2 separate regions of the Homo sapiens genome follow, and region 2 is linked to region 1. Evidence: read pairs that join two places in POLR2A ChIA-PET (ENCODE). Cell type or tissue: Panc1. All regions are shown on one strand. Links, peaks and the distances in the headings refer to the core of each region. The heading gives the core; the rest is flanking DNA.

Region 1 (6,020 bases), core at 1,149-5,148:
TGCCTCTCCCATCGAATGTAAGCTCTTTGGAGGCAGAGAACACATCTTGCTCATCCTTGTATCCTCCACAGCAAGCACCCATCACACATTTGGTGCTTATTTAGAATTTATTGAATTCATTCATTCAGCCAACATTTATGCAAGGTTGAACCAACGTGGGCCTTGCCCTCCTCGTGGAGGGAAGCAGACATGCAAAGCAGCCACCATAGCCCTCTAGAAGAGGTCTCAGATTGGCTATCTGTAATGCAGTACAGAAACTGGCCGGGCGCTGGCCGAGCGCAGTGGCTCACACCTGTAATCTCAGCACTTTGGGAGCCCGAGGCGGGCGGATCACGAGGTCAGGAGATAAGATCTTCCTGGCTAACACTGTAAAACCCCGTCTCTACTAAAACTACAAATAAATTAGGCATGGTGGTGGGTGCCTGTAGTCCCAGCTTCTCAGGAGGCTGAGGCAGGAGAATGGCATGAACCCGGGAGGCGGAGCTTGCAGTGGGCCGAGATTGTGCCACTGCACTCCAGCCTGGGTGACGGAGCAATACTCCATCTCAAAAAAAAAAAAAAAAAAAAAGAAAAAGAAAAAGAAAGAAAGAAATTGGCCAGGTGCAGTGGCTCACGCCTGTAATCCCAGCACTTTTGGAGGCTGAGGCAGGTGGATCACTTGAGGTCAGGAGTTCGAGACCACCCTGGCCAACATGGTGAAACCCCATCTCTATCTACTAAAAATACAAAAAAAAAAAAAAAATTAGCCAAGCATAGTGGTGGGTGCCTGTAATCCCAGCTACTCGGGAGGCTGAGGCAGGAGAATCACTTGAACTCGGGAGGGGGAGTTTGCAGTGAGCCAAGATCGTACCTCCGCACTCCAGCCTGGGTGACAGAGCGAGACTTGGTCTCAAGAAAAAAAGAAATAGAGGAGGGGGCTTCAGTCTGTGTAGGGGAGCTGGGGAAGACTGGAGAAAGGGGCATTTGGGCTGGGACTTGACAGCTACATAAGAGTTCTAGCAGGTGAGGAGGATGGGGTGGGGAAGGGGATGCTGGAGGGCTGGGGGGTTTTGGCAACAGAACAGTCAGGAGAAGACGACTAAAAACTGAAAGGAAGAACTGCAGAGAGAGTTCCCCGACCTGCCTCACCCAGCCTGCCCTTTCAACAACTAGAGGTGAGTGCTGGCAAGTCCCTGGGTGCACACTGGAGCCAAAAAATGGCCCATTGTCTGGAAGCCCTGAGCCAGCCTGTCCCCTGGTGTCATGCCACACAAGGCCTTGCTCACCTGTCAGCCTTTGCTCTTCCTGGCCCCAGATGTAGGTAGAACAATGGCCTCTGAACACACCCAAGCTCCACGGTGGTAGCCGGTGTCTGATAAGACAAGTAGGGAAATGATCTCTTTCATGTTCCCTTTCTCCTCAGAATCAGAACGCTGCGCCCAGGTTCAACCTGCTGTTTCTTCACCAGGTGACCCTGCATAGGCTTTTGAAACCACCCTGACCCTCATCCGTCTAGCGACAAGATGGGAATCATCAAGACTTCGTTACGTAACTCAAGAAGTCGGTGTGAGAACCTGGGAGATAAGGGTTGTTGAGCTGGGCGCAATGGCTCATGCCTGTAATTCCAGCACTTTAGGAGGCCAAAGCAGGCAGATCACTTGAGGCCAGGAATTCGAGACTAGCCTGGCCATCATGGCAAAACCCCGTCTCTACTCAAAATACAAAAATTAGCCAGGTGTGGTGGTGCACGCCTGTAATCCCGGCTCCTCAGGAGGCTGAGGCTGAGAATCACTTGAACCCGGGAGGCGGAGGTTGCAGTGAGCCAAGATCGCACCACTGCACTCCAGCCTGGGTGACAGAGGGAGACTCTGTCTCAAAAAAAAAAAAAAGGGGGGGGTGGTGGGGCAGCATTTTGAGAACTGAGTCTGAGGAAAAGCCACTGTTACTCTTGTCTGACAATAGTGCCAACTACCTGTGATCCTGAATAAGTCCATTCACCTCACTCGACCTCAAGTTTGAGGGTACAGTGATGACGGCGTTTCTCCAGCTTTCTTTGAGGGATCATGGTGAGGACCCGAGGCAGTCAGCTTTGCAAAGGTGTCTGAGCGGTGCAGGGTGCTCCCCCATTTTAAGGCAGTGCTGTAAATGCTCCCGTAACGGAGGCCAAACATTCTGGTTTTCTATTTTATTTTATTTTCAGACAGGGTCTTGCTCTATCACCCAGGCTGGAGTGCAGTGGCGTGATCACAGCGCACTACAACCTCTGCCTCCCAGGCTCAGTTGATCCTCTCACCACAGCTTCCCGAGTAGCTGGGACTACAGGCACATGCCACCACACCCCACTAATTTTTTGTAGAGACAGGGTCTCACTATGTTGTCCAGGCTGTCTCAAACTCTTGGGCTTAAGTGATCCACCCACCTTGGGCCTGCCAAAGTGCTGGAATTACAGGCATGAGCCACCATGCTCTGCCTAAACATTTTGCTTTGAATGAGCCTAGCAGGTGTACAAGGAACATGATATACCACTAGCTAGTCTGAAGCTTGGGAAAAGAAAGAAAGCAGAAAAAAGATAACAGCAAGAGCTTATTTTGTATATTGAACCCCAAACAAGTGTGTGTCCACCAACCTGCTAGGGCCTGGGGACAGCCCTGATGGAGGTGAGTGGGGACCCCCACTTCTCAGAGGAGAAACTGAGTCTCAGGGAAGTTCAGGGACTTGCCTGGGGTTACTGAGCACACAGAGCAGAGGAGAGATCGCACCTGTCTGCATTCTCCCACCTGCTCCTAATCCCCTCCAGCCAGGCTGGGCTTTTCCTCACAATGAGATGGGGTGTGGAAGACAGAAACCCAGTGAGAGTGGCCTCTGTGGAGAGGCCGCCGTGCAGGGAAGGAGGCAGGGTGGGGCCTGGGGCCAAGCTCCCTGCACAGCCATGACAGCCATGTCCCTGGTCTCGACTCCCCAGGGTCTCCTGCTCCTGGTCACTGCACTGTTGGTGGTTGGCGCTGGGAGAACAGGAGCACTCCCTGGGTAGTCTGACACACAGGATGTGTCTCGCCTCAAAGCAGAAATGAAACCGGCACAGTTCTCCTTGTGAGACACCCCCTCGCCACTTTCGTCTCTCTCCTGCAGGAACCAGGAGAGTGGCTGCCACCACTGGAAGCCAGATTGGAGGACAACAGAGAAACTGGCCAGCTCTGGGGTCTGACCCATGCAGGGAGCTGGGTGTCCACCCCCCACTGCACACATCTTGGGATTGCTTTGTGCATACCCCCTTGGGCTGCAGGTCACAGTGATCACAAGATACTGTTCCTATTAGGTTTGATGATGTAGACTCTAAGGGAGCTGCCCCTTTATACAAGTCCCTGTGTCCCAGTGGAATCGCAGCCAGCCCATCGCCGCGGGAGGGAGATTTGTTTGTGGTTTATTCGCTCATTTGTTGTTTACAGGTTTAGTCACCGTGCTTTCCACACATACGTATTAACAGTCACCCATGTGCCAGGCATCGTGTAGATGCAGGAGGAAGGATATTAAACAAAAAATTACACAAATAACGATTTTTAGGGTTGTGAAGTAATAAGTATAGTTGCGAAAAGTGCCCAAAAGACAAAGGAGAGGCCACTGTGAAAGGTGTAAGGGGAGCCAGGCGCGGCAGCTCACGCCTGTAATCCCAGCACTTTGGGAGGCTGAGGTGGGCGGATCATGAGGTTAGGAGATCAAGACCATCCTGGCCAACATAGTGAAACCCCGTCTCTACTAAAAATAGAAAAATTAGCTAGGCGTGGTGGCATGTGCCTGTAATCCCAGCTACTCAGGAGGCTGAGGCAGGAGAATCACTTGAACTCAGGAGGCAGAGGTTGCAGTGAACCGAGATTGCACCACCGCACTCCAGCCTGGCAAGACAGAGAGCGAGACTGCATCTCAAAAAAATAGAATAAAATAAAAAGCCGGCGTGGTGGCAGGTGCCTATACTATAATCCCAGCTACTGGAGAGGCTGAGGCAGAGAATCACTTGATCCCGGTAGTCGGAGGCTGCAGTGAGCTGAGATCACACCACTGCACTCCAGCCTAGACGACAGAGTGAGACTCTGTCTCAAAAAAAAAAAAAAAAAAAGGTGTGAGGGGGAGCCTGACCTATTCTGGGGCCTAGGGAAGGCTTCTGAATGTTTCCATGGAGACCTGATGGAAGGCCAAGGGAGAGGAAGGGGCAGGTGCAGCAGGAGAAGGAAGCAGAACCAATTGCGCAGGACCGTGTGTGCTGCGGAAGGGTGTCTTGTCTATGTCTTGAAAAGAAGGAACGTCTAGAAGGGTGGGTGACCTTGGGCAAGCCTTCCTCTTCTGTTAGCCTCAGTTTCCTCATCTTTTCAACAGGGACATGTTTGCCCTCCTTGCAAGGTTGTTGAAGAGCTCTTCAGTTAAGCACCTAGCACAGCACCTGCCACCTTGGAGGTGCCCAATAAGTGGAGCCATTGGCCTAATGGTTGTGACAGAGGTGGGGCAGGAATCCAGGCTGCGTGCCCAGCTCGCCTTCCAGCAGCTGCCCCTGCAGTCCCTGTCTTCTTCCAGGGCTGCTTCTAGGAGACACTGAGCCAGGAGCTGTCACTGGGCTGAACACATTGGCCCGAGTTCCAGCTCACTCTCTGCTATAGTGTTCCCCTGCTGTCATATCACTGCCCTTTGCCAGCCAGGTTAACGCAGCCTGGGAAAAGGCTGGGGTGAGTCTACAGCTACGGTCAGCCTTAGAAGCTGTTGTCCCCCCTCCCTCCTCCCACCTTCCACAGTGCCCCAGGCTCCAGCTAGATGACCTAGTCAGTCTTTGCAGATCCCTAATTCCTGTGATTAGCTGGGTAACCACGTACTCTGCAAGTGAGATGCAGGGTGGCACAGAGCTGGCAGCCCCAGGCTTGACCAGCAGTAGGACTACATCATTCTGAGAGTGCAGCCAGGTTGGACTCCCTCTCTCCTGATTCAGGGAAGGAGTCTTCCTAAAGCAGGAAGGAGCTGATCATTGATTGCATGCATGCCTGGAGCCATGCAGGATGCTTTGCTTGCTACTTGGCTTAGTTGTTTTTTGTTTTTTTTTTTTTTTTTTTTGAGACAGAGTCTCACTCTGTCACCCAGGCTGAAGTGCAGTGGTGTGATCTCGGTTCCCTGCAACATCCGCCTCCCGGGTTCAAGTAATCCTCCCGCCTCAGCCTCCCAAGTAGCTGGGACTACAGGCACACGCCACCATGCCCAGCTAATTTTTGTATTTTTAATAGAGATGGGGTTTCACCATGTTGGCCAGGCTAGTCTTGAGCTCCTGACCTCAGGTGATCTGCCTGCCTTGGCCCCCCAAAGTGCTGGGATTACAGGTGTGAGCCACCGTGTCCACCCATACCTGGCTTAGTTCTAACAACAGACCCCTGCTGTGGGTCCTGTTGGCTGCATTTTACAGATAAGTACCTGAGGCTTGAGGGTCACCCATCTGGCAAGTGACAAAAAGGCTGGATTCTATTCCAGGTCACCATGACCTTACCCAGCCCCTAACTCTGAGTGGCCGACCTTTGGGCTATGTTTTGTTGTATTTGGGATTTCATTCAGTTTCATTGTAGGAGTCCTGGAAACGAGATGGGGGAGCCTGAGCTTTGATCTCTTCCTGTGGTAGGTGGCTGCAGAAACTGCTGCCGCTCTTTCTCAGGAGTGTCCCAGGATGATCAAGCTGGAACCACCTCAGTGATGAATATGGCCATCCCCTTGTCCACATAGGGGAAACTGAGGCCCAGAGAAGGGAAGCAACTTGCCTGAGGTTACAAGGTTGGTCAGTGGAGCTGGGGCTCTCCTGGTGCCCTCCTCCATTGGCTTTCTATCTCACCCTCCCTTGCTGGCCTCTGTGCAGTCTCCACACATTGGAAGACCCCAATCTGTGTCTCCTGGACCTCTTTTCTTCATTGCATTCCCCCAGTGACCCAATCCTGAGATCCTAATTACCATCTACATGCCCACAAGTCTCAAGATCTCTAGCCCATCCCACCTCTGAATTCCAACCTATCAGTCCAGTTGCC
Region 2 (4,000 bases), core at 1-4,000, 130 kb before region 1:
CCGTATTCTTGACAGCATTATTCATATTAGCTAAAAAGTAGGATAACACAAATAACAAATGTCTGTCAGCTAAAGCATAGATAAATAAAATGTATATCCATACAATGTAGTATTATTCTGCTATAAAGAAGAATGAAGTACTAACACATGCTACAGCATAGATGAATCTTGAACACATGTTAAGTGAGAGAAGCCAGACATAGTGGATCAAATACAAATCATAAGATCTTATTTATATGAAATGTCCAGAATAGGTAAATATATAATATAGAGATTAGTGGTTGCCAGGGACTGAGGGTGGGGAGTGACTGTTTCATCAGTTTGGGATTTCCTGTTGGGGTGATGAAAATGTTTTGGATCCAAATAATGGTGATAGTTATACAACATTGTGAATGTATTAAATGTCACGATGGCAATATTTATATGTATTTTGCCACAATTAAAAAATTATTTCATTCGATTATCTCACCTTGATTTCACATGAAAACATTTTGATGAAAAAGTATTTGAAGTCACATTATGTAGTGTAAAAGAGTAGAGTTTGGATTAAGGCAGACTGGGTTTTAAATGATCTCATCAGCTTGCTTTTTTTTTTTTCTTTTTTGATTAAGAGACAGAGTCTTGCTATGCTGCTTAGGCTGGTCTTGAACTCCTGGGCTCCAGGGATCTTGTCACTTCATCCTCCTCAGTAGTTGGGACTACAGGCGCAGGCCACCATGCCTGGCTGATTAGCTTTTTGGTCTCCAAGGATTAGTCTCTGAGGCTCCATTTCTTCAGCTGCAAAATGGAGATAATAATAGACCCTCTCACCACATCACTTATGAGTTGAGACACTCCATGCCCATATCAGCCCATTGTGAGCCCGTTGTGTTTTCCTGTATATCACTTGCACTAAAATTAGATAAGGGTGCTGATTTTGGAGCTCTTGGACTCCCGTGAATTAATTGGCAGTCAGTGAAGGTCTGCTGTTTCCTAGCACTCTGCTCTGGGTACTGTGGCTTGTATTTAGGAATTTCTGTCCACTTGAGATACATCCATGAAATGTACATTATATTATGTGCCTTATATAGTGAGTGTTGAATTCTGTAGTCACTAAGCATACTTAAGATAAAGATGGGGTTGGTCAGTATAGGCTGTTGTCTTCAGAGACCCAGGAGGAACTGAAACTGCGCTTGCTAGCTAACTGTTGCAAGCCACTTTTGATGTTCATCTGTAAACACCCTACTTCTAGGATATTGATCTCCAGACTCCATGGAAATGTTTATTCTCATTAGTCCCTGTCCCTGTCCAAAGGTAGTTCTTTGCCTTGGCTTATACCGCTGAGTCCAGAGCAAACCCCACCCTCATCCTATGAGACTAGTAGGGTGTGGGAGTGCCTTTGATTCTTAAATCCACCACCATGGGTGCTGTTCTTGTTCCCTAGACCACAATTCTGCAGAAATTAAAAAACACTGTAGGCCTGGCATTGTGGCTCACGCCTGTAATCCCAGCACTTTGCCAAGGCAAGTGGATCACTTGAGCCCAGCCTGGGGATTATGATGAAACCCTATCTCTCTTTTTTTTTTTCTTTTTTTTTTTTTTTTTGAGACGGAGTCTCGCTCCGTCGCCCAGGCTGGAGTGCAATGGCACAGTCTTGGCTCACTGCAGTCTCCACCCCCTGGGTTCAAGTGATTATCCTACCTCAGCCTCCTGAGTAGCTGCAATTTCAGGCGCGTGCCACATTGCCTGGGTAATTTTCCTACTTTTAGTAGAGATGGAGTTTCGCCATGTTGGCCAGGCTGGTCTCGAACTCCTGACCTCAGGTGATCCACCCGCCTCAGCCTCCCAAAGCACCGGGATTGCAGGTTTGAGCCACCACGCCCAGCCGAAACCCTGTCTTTATAAAAAATGCAAAAATTATCTGGGCCTGGTGACGCGTGTCTGTAGTCCAGCTACTCGGGAACTGGGAGACAGTCACCATTACTTAATGCTGATTTGCAGTTTTCCAATCACTTTCCACATTCCTGGCACTTTAGATAACTTTCCTAAAGTCACATAGTGGCAAGTTTCAGGTTCAGGACTCCATCTAGGGCTTCTGACTCCCAGCAGTGCTCTGTCCCCTGCACTGCAGCCTATAATTACCTGAAGCTATTCAATACTGTGCACTGCTGCTGAGCCACCTGGATTAAGAATATTATGTGCAGCTGGGCCTCACACCTGTAATCCCAGCACTTTGGGAGGCCGAGGCAAGCAGATCACTTGAGGCCATGAGTTCGAGACCAGCCTGGCCAACATGGTGAAACCCTGTCTCTACTAAAAATACAAAAATTACCCAGGTGGCCCACCTGTAATCCTAGCTACTCTGGAGGCTGAGGCAGGAGAATTGCTTGAACCTGGGAGGTGGAGGCTGCAATGAGCCGAGATTGTGCCACTGCACTCCAGCCTGGGCAACTGAATGAGACTGCCTCAAAAAAAAAAAAAAAAAAGGGCTGGGCACAGTGGCTCACACCTGTAATCCCAGCACTTTGGGAGGCCAAGGCAGGCGGATCACGAGGTCAGGAGATCGAGACCATCTTGGCCAACATGGTGAAACCGCATCTCTACTAAAAATACAAAAATTAGCTGGGCATGGTGGCGTGCGTCTGTAGTCCCAGCTACTTGGGAGGCTGAGGCAGGAGAATTGCTTGAACCCAGGAGGCGGAGGTTGCAGTGAGCCAAGATAGCGCCACTGCACTCCAGCCTGGTGGCAGAGTAAGACTCCGTCTCAAAAAAAAAAAAAAAAAAAAAAAAAAGAATATTATATGCATGCAGTCTGCTTCATAGTGAAGTAAATGAAACAAACTTCAACCCTGTTGTTCTCTACTCATGCTTAGGAGAAGAACTGTAGTCATGAAGTGACAGTGGTCCTGTTTTCTAGAACTTTCTATGATGCAAAATCTGTTGGTGAGTAACTATTTCTCTCCTACAGTTATGTTTTTGTTAAGCTTCCCCCAACCCCACCCCAGCCATTTCCTTTCATTTTTTTCCTCGTTGCACTTTTCCACCCTTCCCATCTTTTCTGTTATGGGGACAGTGTAAAAGGGAAAGTAGCACAGTCCGTTAGTGGATGCAAGAGGTCTGTGGGCTGTGATTCATCTTAAAACCAACTTAATAGATAGACAGTTGGCTGGGTGCAGTGGCTCACGCCTGTAATCCCACGACTTTGGGAGGCTGAGGTGGGCGGATCACCTGAGGTCAGGAGTTGAAAACCAGCCTGGCCAACATGGTGAAACCCCATCTCTACTAAAAATACAAAAATTAGCCAGGTGTGGTGGCATGCACCTGTAGTCCCAGCTACCCAGGAGGCTGAGAAAGGAGAGTCGCTTGAATTCAGGAGGTAGAGGTTGCAGTGAGCTGAGATCTTACCACTGCACTCCAGTCTGGGTGACAGAGTGAGACCTTGTCTCAAAAAAAAAAAAAAAAAAAAAAAAAAAGACAGTTATCTTTATTTTTTTGTGATGCAAATCTTTAACCCAGAAGAGGAAGCTGACAAAACTGAATTTCTCTTCTCAGCCTGAACTACATACTCCGTTTTCTCTATTTCAGATGAATTTCCTGAAATAAACCGAGCCTCAATTCGACAGGATCACAAGGGGAGATTCTATGAAGACTTTTACAAGTATGTTTGGGTGCTTTGCTATACTTTTTATTTATTTATTAGTTGTTTCTTTCCTAACTTAAAAATAAGTCAGCCTGGGCAACATGGCGAAACCCTGTCTCTACCAAAAATACAAAAAATTCGCCTCTTGTGGTCCCAGCTACTTGGGAGGCTGAGGTGGGAGGATCACTTGAGCCTGGGAGGTGGAGGTTGCAGTGAGCTGAGATCACACCACTGCACACCAACCTGGGAGAGAGTGAGACCCTGTCTCCAAAATAAATAAATAAATAAATAAATAAATAAACCTTTTAATTTTGTAATTGTAATGATTTTAGATTTACAGAGAAGTTTCAAAGATAACACAGTTCCTGCATGGTCTTTGCT

What was found. ChIA-PET counts read pairs that join two places held together with the same protein. Peaks named below come from ENCODE experiments on the same cell type or tissue, not always from the same donor. Only the 100,000 strongest peaks of a DNase experiment are listed, where the experiment ranks them.
Region 2: POLR2A ChIA-PET joins it to region 1 with 6 read pairs; 3 of 35 experiments call an interaction of 5 or more read pairs at or near these places.

The regions. Positions count from the first base shown.
Region 1 is chr22:31,914,382-31,920,401 of GRCh38, forward strand. No RefSeq gene overlaps it. Among named protein-coding and RNA genes, the nearest start is that of YWHAH, 27 kb to the right of the region's middle. RefSeq lists an enhancer at 2,589-3,089. In Panc1, for the core only: no CTCF peak of the experiment used is centred there; a DNase peak (open chromatin) is centred at 3,350.
Region 2 is chr22:31,789,181-31,793,180 of GRCh38, forward strand. It overlaps DEPDC5 (DEP domain containing 5, GATOR1 subcomplex subunit), which reads left to right. Exons shown (of 43, transcript NM_001242896.3): 11 at 2,853-2,922; 12 at 3,565-3,637. Among named protein-coding and RNA genes, the nearest start is that of DEPDC5, 37 kb to the left of the region's middle. RefSeq lists an enhancer at 1,375-1,434. In Panc1, for the core only: no CTCF peak of the experiment used is centred there; no DNase peak of the experiment used is centred there.